Linked DNA regions of Homo sapiens: region 1 is linked to region 2. Evidence: chromatin contacts called from ENCODE Hi-C or POLR2A ChIA-PET data. All regions are on one chromosome and are shown on one strand. Each heading gives the region's core, a stretch centred on a gene start or an enhancer-like site at or near the end of the contact. The rest is flanking DNA. Distances are from core to core; before and after follow the strand shown.

Evidence for each region. Hi-C counts contacts between places; a loop is a spot of excess contacts on that map. ChIA-PET counts read pairs that join two places held with the same protein, here RNA polymerase II (POLR2A). Pooled maps may share reads with other maps.
Region 1: a loop to region 2 is called in a pooled map, with 2.8 times the contacts of the local background. The contact joins the promoter of NCR2 here to the enhancer-like site in region 2. A Hi-C loop is called at or near these places in 1 of 168 maps with a recorded cell type or tissue (natural killer cell) and 3 of 50 pooled maps. POLR2A ChIA-PET finds 5 or more read pairs at or near these places in 1 of 52 experiments (GM12878).

Annotation. Positions count from the first base shown.
Region 1 is chr6:41,331,063-41,337,796 of GRCh38, reverse strand. NCR2 (natural cytotoxicity triggering receptor 2) reads right to left here and starts at 2,189. Exons shown (of 5, transcript NM_004828.4): 1 at 1,869-2,189; 2 at 1,369-1,710. The coding sequence starts at 1,920. RefSeq lists an enhancer at 3,442-3,571.
Region 2 is chr6:41,455,544-41,462,616 of GRCh38, reverse strand. All of the region lies in intron 2 of LOC112267957 (a long non-coding RNA gene), which reads left to right. Among named protein-coding and RNA genes, the nearest start is that of LINC01276, 43 kb to the left of the region's middle. RefSeq lists an enhancer at 5,243-6,030 and a silencer at 6,472-6,766. Within about 2 kb of position 5,744, at least 5 of the 41 ENCODE cell types and tissues checked have a DNase peak (open chromatin) inside an H3K27ac peak, as active enhancers do.

The sequences.
Region 1 (6,734 bases), core at 940-3,439, 120 kb after region 2:
AAGGATTGAAGATGCATTTTGAAATTACAGCATCGCTTGCTTCCTTTTGTAAAAGTTAAATATAAAACTGTTGAGCTTGTCGGAATTGCTTTAAAATTTCTTCTATTTCTGACATTATACCTCCGTGAGACCAGTTTTCTGGGCTTCTACTGTGAGTATTATTTTAAAAAAAATCAACACAATTTCTTTATACATTATCTCCTAAGTGATGTGGTGTCATAAATAGTTCTCAGATTAGGAAAGTTACCAAGTAAGAAAAGTGCTCATTTGTCACATTATAATCCTTAAAAACGGAAAGACAGGGTGTTTGTTTGAAGGGTGCATATTGGCATTTAATATGGAGAACTGCAATTTCCCTTCTAGCTTTGTACTTAGTTTTAACTGAGGAATGACAAAACGTTATGGGTATACCGTTAAGCCACTACATCAATCACCTTTAGGCACACTTTCAAATGAACAATGTATACAGTTTTTATAAATTTTTCCCTATGTGATATTTGTTCTGATTGTATTCATTAAAATGTAATTTTATGTTTGTCAAATTTAATAAATGTTGGGCTTGTACTTTATATATCTTTTTCTTATTTTTCTAGTAATTTTTTTTTACTGTATTTTACAAAAAAAATTACTCATGTGAATTGCAGATTTTTTTTTAGAAGGTCCTCTTCCACAGGAACTGTGGGTAGCTCTGCTCTGAGCAGGAGTTTGGCACACTTTCTGTAAAGGGTCAGGGATGAGCCATGTGGTCTCTGTCACAGCTGCTCAATTTTGCTGTCACAGCATGAAAAGGGCCACAGACAATAGGTAATTGAGTGGGCATGGCTGTGTTCCAAAAAATAACTCCACTTATAGGCACTGAAATTTGAATTTCCTGTATGTCACAAAATATTGTTTTTCTTTTGATTTTTTTTCACTCATTCTTAGTTTTTTTCACTCATTCTTAGTCCCCGATCTGGACTATGAGGGATACCCATAGTATCTTGGTATCTAGACTACCCAGATACCACTGGCTCTACATGGTGGGGGCAGCCAGTGGATGCACCTTTCCTGGGCACCTACTATGTACCAAAGATGCCGGGTGGTCCTGCCCTCCTGTAGCAGGGTCATATAGGCTGACTGGTCAGCATGCTCACCGGGTCTGTTTCAGCATCTCTCAGGAGGCCCAGGCTGCAGGCTTGGGAGTCATGCAGACTGTGAGATGGCTGCTCTTGTGCACATATGAGTTCCCCCTGCACCTGTTCCCAACAGCCTTCCCAGGAGACTGGGGCGTGGGCATGGGTGGCTTCCACGATTGGGAAACCAGGGGTGATGGAGGCACCAAAAGGGGGTGAGGGGCACCCCTCTGAGGACCCTAGGGAAAGAGCTCACCTGGAGATACCACCAGATAGAATCTGACGGACTTAGAGACAGAGTTGTCAGAAGGGCGGTAGATTCTACACCAGTAATGTCCTGAGTCTTCCTCTCTCAGATCAGTCATGGTGACAGTGAAGAAGCCAGCATCAGGGTCGTCCCAGATTGTGAATCGAGAGGTCCAAGCCATCGTCCTGGGCTTGGAGCTGGTGACTAACCTGATGCACACAAGTGCTGAAGCCTCCTTACACCAGCCTTTCTTCTCGTAGAGACTGCCCGTGGGCGGGTACTGGCATCTCACGGTTAGCGTCTGCCCTGCCACACTTTGAAGTACCTGAGCCTTGGATTGTGCCTGAGAGCCTGGAGAATGATGAAGTAACGCATAGGTCAAGGCCACGCGCACAACCTGCCTCACAGCAGGCCTCTGGCCACAGAGCCACCTGCTCCCTGACCCTGCTGTCCTGACAGTCCCCACCACACCCATCTCCTCTGCTCCCTGGGCTCCTCCTCCCCCTCACCTGGGAACAGCAGCAGCAGCAGTAGCAGTGGGTGTAGGGCTCGCCAGGCCATGTGGTCCTTTTCCTGTGCGCTCATGGGAGGGGACACCTGGAGAAGACTGGGGAGAGGGAATTGGGAGCTGGGCCTGATTCTGCTGCTCTTCCAGCACGTCTGATAGAAAAATGAGACAGGCTGAGGCCTGGGTTGGGGAGATGGGAGACTGCAAAGGGCAGATTCTGTGGGCACAGGGAAGTGGGGATCTCCAGCTGTAGGTGAGTCTGGGTCTGGTGGGCTCGGCGCTGTCTGGCACACAGCTTCCCAGGCCTCTGTAGAAGATGCCTGCTCTCCCCTGTGCCCAGCTGCCCCTCCCCACCATGACCTACCCCTGAGGGAGGAGCTGAAAAGGCCAGGAGGAAACTGTGGGCGAGTTATGGACTGCTTCCCCCTTGCTCCCTCTGTGTGCTGCCTCTCTTCTTTGCAGGGCCCTAGCTTTGCCGCCCTTTCCAGGGAAAGGCAGGCTGAGGGTGGATGACAAACTCAGGGGCACTTGGAACCCTGATCACAAGCCCCAAGCCTCACTGGTCACAGGATGGCCAGGGACGTCATGCCCAGGCCTCCATGGTGGGTCAGTGATGTGCTTCCACTCTGGGAGTTTCGTGGGTGCGGGAAAGGAGAGGGGAGAGGAGGTGGAGATTCAAAACCAGCAAGGGAGGCTAGGGAGGGTCCCTGGCAAAGGTCGGGGAGGGGAGGGTGGGAAGAGCACACGGAGCATGGGATGCATCAGTGGGGTGGGGTAGAGGGAGCCCAGGAACCAGGACCTGGCCTCATCTCTGCATCCTGGACCTCTGCCACTTAAGGACCCTGGAGAAATATTGTTTAATTAAAACATAAACAGATGAAAGACTCTAGCATATTTTTCTTTAGTTAATGTCAGCACTTTGAAGATTCAGTTTTAAAATACGATGCAATTTACAAAGAGAACGAGCTAATATATCTTAGGACTGGTAGAGACACTGTGTGTAATTGCAGTTGCACCACTGGGGGCTCTGCTGGACTGGCGATCTGCTGCCGGGAGCTCTGTGAACAGAGGTAATAACTGAGACGGGAATTGGAACTTGTCAAGTGGACTCGATTCCAAGTCCACTGCTTTGCCTGCCCCTGGACTCCTGCTCTCCACTCCATCTCAGTACACTGCCCTTCTCCTTACAGTAGGAGTATGCAGAGACTGAGAATGGGAAAGGCAGAGGGGTATGCAAAAGGAGGACACAGTAGGGCTATCAGATGTTGGCGCCCAAGGGCCCAAGGTGGGAAAGCAGGCTGGAGCTCCAGAGCTAGAAGACAGCTCAGGGAGCGATGCCCGCCACTCACTCACACAAGCATTATTTACAAAGCATTCTCATGCACACTTTCTCAAGACCCTCAGCAGGTTCGCGAGGGAGACATTACTTCTCTTTTTCACAGATGTGAGAACTGAGGCCCAGATATGGTCAGCCACCTGCTCAGAGTCACACAGGACCAGAACAGGCCTCCTGACTTCGGTCTGGAGCCTTCCGGCTGGTCTGGTTGAAATGCGACCCACAGACATGACAGGAAACCAGGGGTGAGAAAGAGGCTCCCACTGAATTGCACACACAGGCGGAGGTGAGCTTTTAGGGGGTTTCCTCGCCGACAGTGGGGCCCAGCTTCTCCCTGAACATAATTACATACCAAATCAGGGTGGGGGCATCCTCCCGAGGGGGAGGAAGGCGGCCCTGTCCTCAGATGGCACCGAGGCACGTCACCGTGTGTGTGTGTGTGTGTGTGTGTGTGTGTGTGTGTGTGTCAGCAACTGTGTTCCCATGCTGACTTTCCCCTTCTCTGACCCCTGCTGACTCTAAGTGACAGCTCCTTCTTGTAGCTTACAAGAGCACCCCTTGCTATGTGCCACTAGCTGTGTGTCTCTTCAGCCTGCAGCCAGCTCTGTATCGTTCTCTGCTGTGTCAGAGTGTGTCGTCTCTCCCCAGGGGACAGGAGCTCTCAAAGCGGGGAATCTGCCCCTCTCTCTGTGTTGTGGCTTCCCCACCTGTGTGAGTGGGGTGGGCACCCTCCACATAGACTTGGGGCCTTGAGCACCCTAGGGGGAGGCCCCTGCTGGAACCATCTGCACGCTCAGCTTCCTCTGGCATCTGGGACCTGGGGGCAGGGAAGCCTGGGCTTAGGCAGCCCCTCATCCAGGCTGGGACTGGCCCTGCTCCCTGGGGACCCACAACAGCCCTTGTCACAAGTTGAATTTCTGCAGGAGGGACTGGGGCAGGTAGCTGTGGTGGGATCTGGGGCCCTTTCAGAAGTCTCTTGAAGAGCTAGGGATAGTGCCTCCCCCTTGGCACGATCAGAGCAGGGCACAGCAAAGTCCTGTCAAAGAGCCTGGGGTTCTGGGGGATTCTGGGTTCCCTGCCCACCCTCTGAGAAGGTCCCTCAGAGAACTTGGGAACCTCAGCAACCTCCTCTCCCAAACTCATTGTCACACACACTCACAGGAACCCAGAGAAGGAGCTGGGAGAGCTGGAGACTTCATGTACTTGCTTTTCTAGCAAGGCCCAGTCTAGCCTGCAACAGTGGCTCCGAGCCTGGGTAGGTCCATGGGAAGGGAGGGCTGGCCTCTGATGCAGAAATGGGGAAAGCAGGGAGCCGTAGAGGTCTGGAGGTGATCCCCAAAACGCAGCACAGGGCTAAGCTAGGCTGGGCAGGGGTGAAGGGGTAGCTGTAAATTTCCCCCATGATAGAACCAGAAGTAGCAGGGACAAAAGGGAATTTCTCTCAGTGCTGATTTCACAACTGAGGGAGATGAGGTCCAGAGAAGGCAAGTAGCCTTTCCACAGTCACTCAGCTATTTCAGGGCCAAACCAGGACTAGCACCCAGGCCTCCTCTCTCCTGACCTGGTGCTCCTCCTGGGCTCAGAGATTCTCCATGGGCACTTCCTTACTCTTCATCCAGGCTTGCCTTTTGCAGATCCAAGGAGTCTTCTCCCTGAACCCCAACAAGTCTGCTTATACCTCTGACCCCAATGGCTCTCTGCCCCAGCTCCAGCAGGATCCTTCAGTCATCAATTGCCCTGACAGGGTTATTCCTGCTCCCATGACAATGGTCCCATAACAATGGCCCTTCCTGGTCCCAGGATGCCAGGTTCAAAGCATCTGGTCTCAGAGCAGCTTTTTCCCTGCCAGAGAGGTCAGAGGGACCTGAGCTACTGCCCACACAAGGCTGCAGTCTGGGCGCACAGCTCCCTCACAGGAAGTTCAGGGTGGGTCAGGCACAGAACCAGGCTTCCACCCTAAGCACCCTGCGGGAGGCCTGGGCTCAGGGAGTGCAGGAAGCAGCCATCTCCCCAGCTGGGTTCTCCCTGCTTCTTCTCCTTCCTTACTCCATGGAACCAACCCCATCCTCCAACCCCCTCACCCCGTTCAGCCGCCCCCAGGGCCCCGGTCTCTGTGCTGCCTGGTGCTGTCAGCCCTTCATGTGCTCCCGAGCTGCAGGCTGGAGCAGGGGGAGTATGGCTGGGTTTGGCCTGGGGCCAGAGAGGAGGAGCGAAATGGAGCACAGTGGGGACAGCTGTGCTGGTAAAGGTGGTCAGCCTCAGAAGATGAGACAAAAATCAGGGGTAGGGTTAGAAAATTATGTTTAACATCGATTTCAATATCCTTTGGCCGTCATCTCTGTTTGCTCATTTGCTTATTACAGGCCAATCAAGATCCTTGCCTTTAAACTCTCAGGCCCTCACCCAAGTGCACCCACACTCACACAGACACTCACTCCCTCCTTCAGCACTCCCTCCTTCAGCAGACCACTCTGCTCCATAGAAACCAGCCCCAAGTTAGGGGGTGACAGAGCTGGAGAAGGGCAGTCCTGGAGAGGAGCAGGGCCAGGCGGTGCACACACTTCACGAACACCCTGGGGGCAGCAGCTATGGAGGTCTCTGAAGGCTTCAGCTCAGCACAGGCCGAGGGGCGATGCTCAGCTCTTGCCACTCTGGGACAGCTGAGATAATGAGTAAGGAAGGGGCCATCCAGTGCCTGCAGAAGACACCTACCAGTACCTAAATCCCTGCTGTGGTGGGACCCTCCCACATTGCTGTCCCCAGCCCCTCTGGAACACTCCCTGTGCATCTGATCCAACGCCCCAAACAGGGGAGACCAAACCCAGTTCAGCCTCTTTGCCCAACCTGAGAATCTTCCTCCTCCATGATCTCCCCTCTTGCTTTAATTTCCCTAAATCACTCAGTCACCACCACGGCCAGCTCCGGCTCCCCTCTGTCCCCGCTCTGTTCTGCCAAGTTCAGGCTGCCCAGCTCAAACACGTATCTGCACATCTGCCCTTAGCTGACTCCTCCCTTCAGCCTCCACCTTCTCAGGGGCTCCTGTGGACAGCTCCTGGGGGAATTCTCCCTGTGCAGCATCTTGACAGGGCCCCAGCCCTTACTCTCTCCGAAGCCTACTGGAGATCACTCTGCAGGGAATGCATTGCAGGTTCCACAAGGCCTGGCCCGGTGTGGTATCCCATCTCTGCCACCTCCATTTCAAATGCACTTCTGCAAGCCAAGAGAAGGCCCTACTGTCTGGAAAAGTAGGCCTTCTTCCTTCTGTGCTTAGATTCTAACGGGGAACATGGAGGGAAGAAAGGGTCGGTGTGGCCCACTGGACCCCCTGGCATTCTCTCTTCCAGCCCCCTATCTTTGTAAATGGAAGAAAATAAATAAATAAAAAAAAGATAAATCCAAGTTAAACAAGAAAAGTGGCCACCGATACGTTTGATTTCCGAGTGTTAAAAACAAAATAAGAAAAATTAGAATGTCAGAAGTAGAAGCCTCAACAGCTCAAAATACCAACATGAGAATATTCCCTCAATTCAT
Region 2 (7,073 bases), core at 4,495-6,994:
CTTTTAAAAGAGTGGCAAGAAACTGAACTCTGCTATCTGCAGCTGAGCCCTCTCTCTGTCTCCATCTCATTGGCAAATGTGGTTGCACCTTTCTTGCTGTTTTCCATTGAGGCACCTGAGCTCTGGGAAGCAGAGAAGGCAAAGAGCCTCTCCAAGTGCCTCCAGTGGAGGTTGAATGCCTGAGTGCCCAGTGTGACCAGCTATGTCCTTGGCATGTGCTGGGCCTGCTTTTTAACTATTAAGTCATGCCATAGCTAAAACACACTGCTTCTGCAGCCCTGGGGCAGAGAGGCAGCTGTCAGCTTCTCCAGCCGGTGCAAGCTGCTGCTTCTTTCTGTATCCACCCTGCTCCGGTATGAGCCAGGAACTGCGTGCTCACCTCTGGCCTGGGAAATACATGGAAGCAGCCCCAGGAATCTGCCCACAGAGCTCTGGCAGCTTAGCTATAGGGGTTAGAGCATGGTCCACAGTTCACCGTGTAATGCTACCACAGAAGGACTAGCCAACCAGCTCCTCTATGAGTCTTTGGGAGAGGGTGTCAGGGCTGGAAGACCAGAGGTTAGAAAAGAGAACCTATCTTTGGAGGTTGGGGATAAAGCTTGAGGAATTGGGTCAGAAGTAGGGGCCTTTGGGGCATATCAACTAAAGCCAGAGGACAGAGTTCACAGCCCAGCTCAGGCAATGAAAGCACTTGAGTGGCATCTCAGAGGGGTGCTGGGCTCGCCCTGGCACATGGCTTCCCTCTAGTTCCTTTTCTGCCCTCCCATGCCCATTTCCCTCCTGCTTGCTTATCTATTCTTTTTGCTTTGCCATCTCCTACCTGTCCCTCACACAGACCTCCACCCACCACATACCCCAACGAGGCATCACAGTTCCTAACGAAACGGAACCACTGCCAGATGAAATATATTACTATTAAATACTTAATTCTTCTTGTGAGCAGAGAGCAGGCAGTATGAATACGATTATTAAAGAAAATTACTTTGGCTGATCAGATATTTCTGCATACTAATTTCTGACCCCTCTTCCCTCACTCCCGCTTCTTGTCCCTTAGAGACCAGGACAGATAAAATTCCATCACAAATAGCTGATTACTGAGGCTTGCATTAAAAATCACATTTTCTCCCCGCCTCTCCCTCTCTGGAGCCTTTTCTACGCTGATGTCCTTGCTTGAAGAAGGGGTGTCCCTAGATAGCAGCTACCACTGGACAACATCTAGGGAGACCCTATTTCATCCTTCTTCTCCTCTCCCCACACATTTTCTCTGATATCAGCAGATCCACTTTTCCAGCTAGTTCCCTAAATGGCCAGAGATCCTGCAAGCTCCAGGGCTCCTGCTGTCAGCTCCTAAAGCATCTCATCACAGCCTCTTGCTCCACTGTTCTGTGCTTAAGAACATGGTGGGGCTGCCCACTAACCAAGATGGTTGACTTTGCACCAGTGGGATGTCAAGATCTTAAGAGGAGAACAGGAAGTGGGATCAGACCCCACCTTAAAAGGGAGGGACTTCCTAACTGTTCAGAGCTTTTTGATTGGCTAAGCTTTAGACCTCTTTGTAAATATCTGGGGAATACAAAGTGAGGGAATTCATTCATTCACCCATTAAAATCAGCAAACTTGTGTGTGTGTAGAGATGCACATATGTAACTCCAATGTCTAACTCAAAATTACACTTAAATTTTGTATGCCTTGGTTTTCTCATCTGCAAAATGGGGATAATAGCTGTGCCTACTTCACATGATTGTTGTGAGGATTAATGAGTTAATTTACAAAAAGCATTTAGAACACTGCCTAGCACTTAACAAGTATGATGTAAGGGTCAGATATCATTACTATTATTGTTATTGTTACTATTATTACTATTGCTATATATAATTTTTAAAATGTACTCTCCACCTGCTCACGAACGACTCTTCCCCGTAATTCCCTATCAGAGAGCATTTCCCCAGGCCCCTTTCCTAGGTTCCCACTTGGCTTAGCAAGGTTCTCAGTGCCTCCTGGATCCCCTTCTCAATGACCCCTTGACCCCACTCTGAGACCTCCACCTTGGTTCCAACCACTGGTGCCAGAGCAATTACCAGGGTTCTGGCAATCAAGGGTGGTGAGGGGAGGGAGCTAAAAATACACCCATTTTCCACAGTCCCATAAGCCTTCAATTTACCTGCTTTTATAAAAAGATGCTTCCTTAGGTGTCACCAGCAGAAGGTATAATTACAGCCTGGAAATGTTAATTCCCTTGCTCCTGATATGTGGATCGTTGCTCTGCAGGGCTCCTGTCCTCCTCAGAGCCCTGGGAGGGGAGATGGGCAGGCTGTGGGAGGGAGTCAGAGTGGGAGGCAATGCCAGGCCTGAAGGCCAGCAGGGACCACCCTAAATGAGAACAGGAAGCAGTGGAGGAGGTGCCTTCTCATACCTGGCTACCCCCAGGAATCTCCCAGGCGGCTGGGGCTGGAGAAGGTGGACACTGAGCTAGAGACAGATGTGGGGAAGTGGGAACTCTAAGGCACCTGTTTCAGATCAGTGAAACTGAGCTTTATCAATGCTCCCCAGAACTCACTTACCCTTTTTTTCAAATGAGCTAGTTGTACTGTTTTCCCCTCCAGGTCACAGTGAAGTGACACCGCTTTGGGAATGCAGAGAGGACCTATAGGTCACATAGACAGTCATTCCTAATGCATTCTCCCAGTGGGCTTGAGTGTTTGCTCTGGGGCAGGTAGTGGGCCAGGGTAACAGAGATCACAGTGCAGATAGGGAGGAGATGAAGATAGTCATGGTAGGGTGTGGCCAGGGCTGTCCATAAGTAAGCAAAGGGTGATCCAGGGACCAGGACGGAGCAGCCTCACTCAGACAAGGGATCATTCTTGAGCTTTTTTTTAGATGAATTTATTTTTTCTTGAAACAGATCTCACTCTGTCACCCAGGCTGGAGTGCAATGGCGTGATCTCAGCTCACTGCAACCTCCCCTTCCCGGGTTCAAGCCATTGTCTTGCCTCAGCCTCCTGAGTAGCTGGGATTACAGGTGCCCTCCACCATGCCTGGCTAATTTCTGTATCTTTAGTAAAGATGGGGTTTCACCATGTTGGGCCAGGCTGGTCTCGAACTCTTGACCTCAGGTGATCCGCCTGCCTCAGCCTCCCAAAGTGCTGGGATTACAGGTGTGAGTCACCATGCCCAGCCCATTCTTGAGCTTTGAAGGACAAGCAGGGTGTGGCTTGCTAGTCTCCTTGCCCCCATCTGTCCCCCTTCAGTTTATCCACACATGATAGCCAGAGGGATTATCCTAAAACCTAAGAGAGATCATGTCATTCTCTGCTTAGCATCCTCTAATGGTTCCCCATTTCACTCAGAATTATCACAGTGGCCTCAAGGCCCTATTCATCCTGCCTTCCGTGCTGCAGTTTCGGCCATAGCGCTCGGTAGCACCTACTGTTGTGTATTATAGTCATCCATGGGGCAGGACTCCTCGCTGATACCAAAATCCAGGCACCTCAGGTCCCCTATATAAAATGGCATAGTATTTCTACATAACCTGTGCACATCCTCCCATATACTTTAAATCATCTTTAGATTACTTATGATAACTAATACAATATAAATGCTATGTAAATAGTTGTTGTATTGTTTAGGGAATAATAACAAGAAAAAAGTCTATACATGTTCAGTACAGGTGCAACCATTGGAAGCTTAACTACATTTTCTGTCTATGTTTGGTTGAATCCACGATGCAGATGTGGATATGAGGGGTGACTTCTTTGTTTTGTTTTAGTCTCTATCCCTCACCATGATATAAAACTCCATGAGGACAAGGATTTTTGTCTGTTTTGTTCCCAGGGTTCAGAACAGTGTCAGGCACACAGTAGGTGTTCATTAAGTGTTTGTGAATGAATGAGACCCTTCAGGAAGGATTTCCAAATACAGGGCAGAGTAAATGCAAAGTGCAGTGACATGGAAGGGCCCCATGCATTTGGGAAACTTGAGTTCCATATGCCTGGTGCATAAGATGCTGGTGGAAAAGAGGAACAGGATGAGACCAAGGCCAGTGTGGCATTTTTCTATGGAAAAGGCAGAGGAGAGCAGTGACATGGTTATATTTGTGTTTCTGGAAGATTCCATGGGCTGTTGAGAGTGGGTTAGAGCTGAGGAAAGCTGGAGGCAGAAAGACCAGGAAGGAAGCTGTGTAGGCATTCAGGGGAGAGGATGAGGCCCCTGTCCAAAGCAGGGCAGGCATGGACAGAGGTGGGTTTCTAAGAGGCATAGGGGGTCTGCAGTGAGAAGCAAGGTGCCAGGCCTCTTCCCCCTTCTCCAAAACAGGTCATCCTGCTCCCCAGCGGAACCCCACTCCCAGCCAGGCTGACACCCATTCCGAGCCTGGGAAACCCTTCCCTTCAACACTCCACCCAATCCCTTTCTCTGGCTCCCATCCCTCTGTGTCACACGGAGGTCCTCTGAATGACCACAGCATCCCTCAGTAGCCACTCCTGCCATTGCTTGTCCCCACCTGTCATGAAACATTTCATTAGGGTGTTTCTTGTGAACTTCTTGAGGGCAGGGACTGTGGTGTTTCTGTTCCAGACCTGACAGAATTGCACAGTGGTTTAGAGCCTAGGACTTTTGTCTTGGGCAATCTTGGATTTAAATTCTGAGTCTCCCACTTAGTACCTAATTGACTTTCAGTTATGTCCCCATCTGTGAAATGGGAATACAAGTTTTTTAATTTTGATTTTTACTGTTTTTTTGTTTGTTTGTTTGACAGTCTCTCTCTGTCACCCAGGCTGGAGTGCAATGGCACGATCTTGGCTCACTGCAACCTCTCTCTGCCTCCCGGGTTCAAGCGATTCTCCTGCCTCAGCCTCTGGAGTAGCTGGGATTACAGTCACACGCCACCATGCCCGGCCCAGGATTGCTCTGAGGATTAACTGAGCTAATGCATGTAATAGATATTAGCGAGATGTAAAGTGCTCTTATAAACTCTCAGAGCATCCTGTACTCCTGCGCTGCACTTCCCACGCCTGTAAATACTAAATTAACTGCATCTTTACGGCTGGCTTTCTTCCCCACTAGACTGTAAGCACCACGAGGACAGGAGCCAGCATAGCCTAGCATGATTCCTCAACATAGTCACAGTTGTTAAATAATTGTGCTGACTGAGTGGATTGCTGTATTACTAAACACTTAACACGTTTAATTCAACTGAAACTCAGCTGCTAAAGAAGAGAGAATTTTAATCAATCCAAATTGGCCATGGTTCTCCCCAGGACCCCCAGCGCTTGTGGGAGCACAGACAGAGTGGACTTCCCTAGAAGACAGCGGGCGGGGCTGCTGGGCTGGGCAGGTGGGTGGGCAGCTGTTTCAGCACACCCTTTCATAGAAGGGGAATATGGAAGTCTGAGCCTTGAAACTTTGACCTGGGCCCAGCCTAGGGCAAGGTAGGTGCAGCCTGCAGGGTGACCTGGCTGAGTCCAGAGTGAGGTGGCTGCCTTACCCCCCACACTCCTGCTTTAACTGGAAGATGCTGGGATCAGAGGGAGGGGTGGGGCTCAGCCTGCCTGACCCTCTGGGGAGCTGGCAGGCCTGAGATGCTGCAGAGCACTGCAGGTCCCAAGGCTGTATATACATAGGGCCGGGAATGTTTATTTTTCCTTATTGACTTTCTCCAAATAAACCCCTGCCCAGCAGAAAGGGGCTCCCAGCAGCAGCTGTTTACCCAGTGTTTGCGATAAAGAGGCTTCTCCATAGCAACAGGTGGCAATGTGCAGCTCTCGGGGAACATGGCAGGGCCTCGCCGCAGGGCTGTGTTTACCCAAGGGGAAAGAAAAAGGGGCAGAGGGAGATGGAAGGAAGGAGGGGAGGAAAGAAGGGAGGAAGGAAGGAAGGGAGACAGGAAGGGAGGAGAGAGGGAGGCAGACCAGGAGACTGTGGGCTTGGGAGTGAACAGGAGGGTCCAGGGAGGAAGCTCCAGAAGATGGAGTTTGGAGAGTTTCTGTCCTCAGGAAGCTTCCACTGAGAGTTCCTGGTGGGCCCAGAGGAGGGAAGGCTGTCAGGTGATGTGTGAGAAGTGCGTGCCCGGCTAGGCTGGGGTAACTCTGAGCGGGAGTACCTTGCATAGGAGCCAGGGGGCACCTGCTCAGCACAAGCCTGTGTGGCCTGGTCAGAGTGTTAGTCTAAGTCATTGTCTACTGTGTGTGTGTGTGTGTGTGTGTGTGTGTGTGTGTGTGTGTGTGTGTGTCCATTCTGCCCTGGGAGGGAGGTTTTCGTTTTCTAAGACTGCTGTAGGAGCACACAGTCTTGGTGTCTTAAAGCAACAGAAATGTATTGTGCCAACTAAAATGAGCAGCAGGGAGACCAACTCTCCAAAACAAAGGTTTATTTGGGAATAGCAGGGGATTGCAATCTGGGATATGTGTGCTATAACGGGTCATAGGCCCATAGTAGGTCCAAGGGGGTTGGGGCCAGGAGGAAGCTTTTAAAGACAAAAAGGAGAAATCGTGTAAGCAGTTTTGAAACAAAGACCATGGGTTACAGGGTCTCATAGGAATTGGCATAAGCTCTTTGGTGAAGACACCCATTGTCAGGCAAGTGTCCTGGGGCAAGTGGCTTATCTGGAATGCTGCGATTCTGAGGAATTCCTTGCATAGTTCCCATCATAGACATGTATGGATGAGGGCCCCTTCTTCATGGCCCCCTGGCTCCATTTTCTTAGGGTTTGACAGTGACTGTATTTCGATTCTAATAACTTTCACAGTTGTCTCACAGTTCTGGAGGACAGAAGTCTGAGATTAAGATGTGGCAAAGTCAGTCCCTTCTGTCGGCTCTGAGGGGACTATGCCTCTGTTCCTGGCTTCTGGACTGCTGCAATACTTGCTGAACCTTGGCTTGAAGACACCTCACCCCAATCTCTGCTCCCATCATCACATAGCATTTTCCCTATGTGTCTCTGTGGCTAAATTTCCCTCTTGTTGTAAGAACACCAGTTACTGCATTTAGAGTCCACTCCAATCCAGTATGACCTCATCTTAACTGGATTACATCTGCAAAGAGCCTATTTCCAAATAAGGTCACATTCATAGGTACCA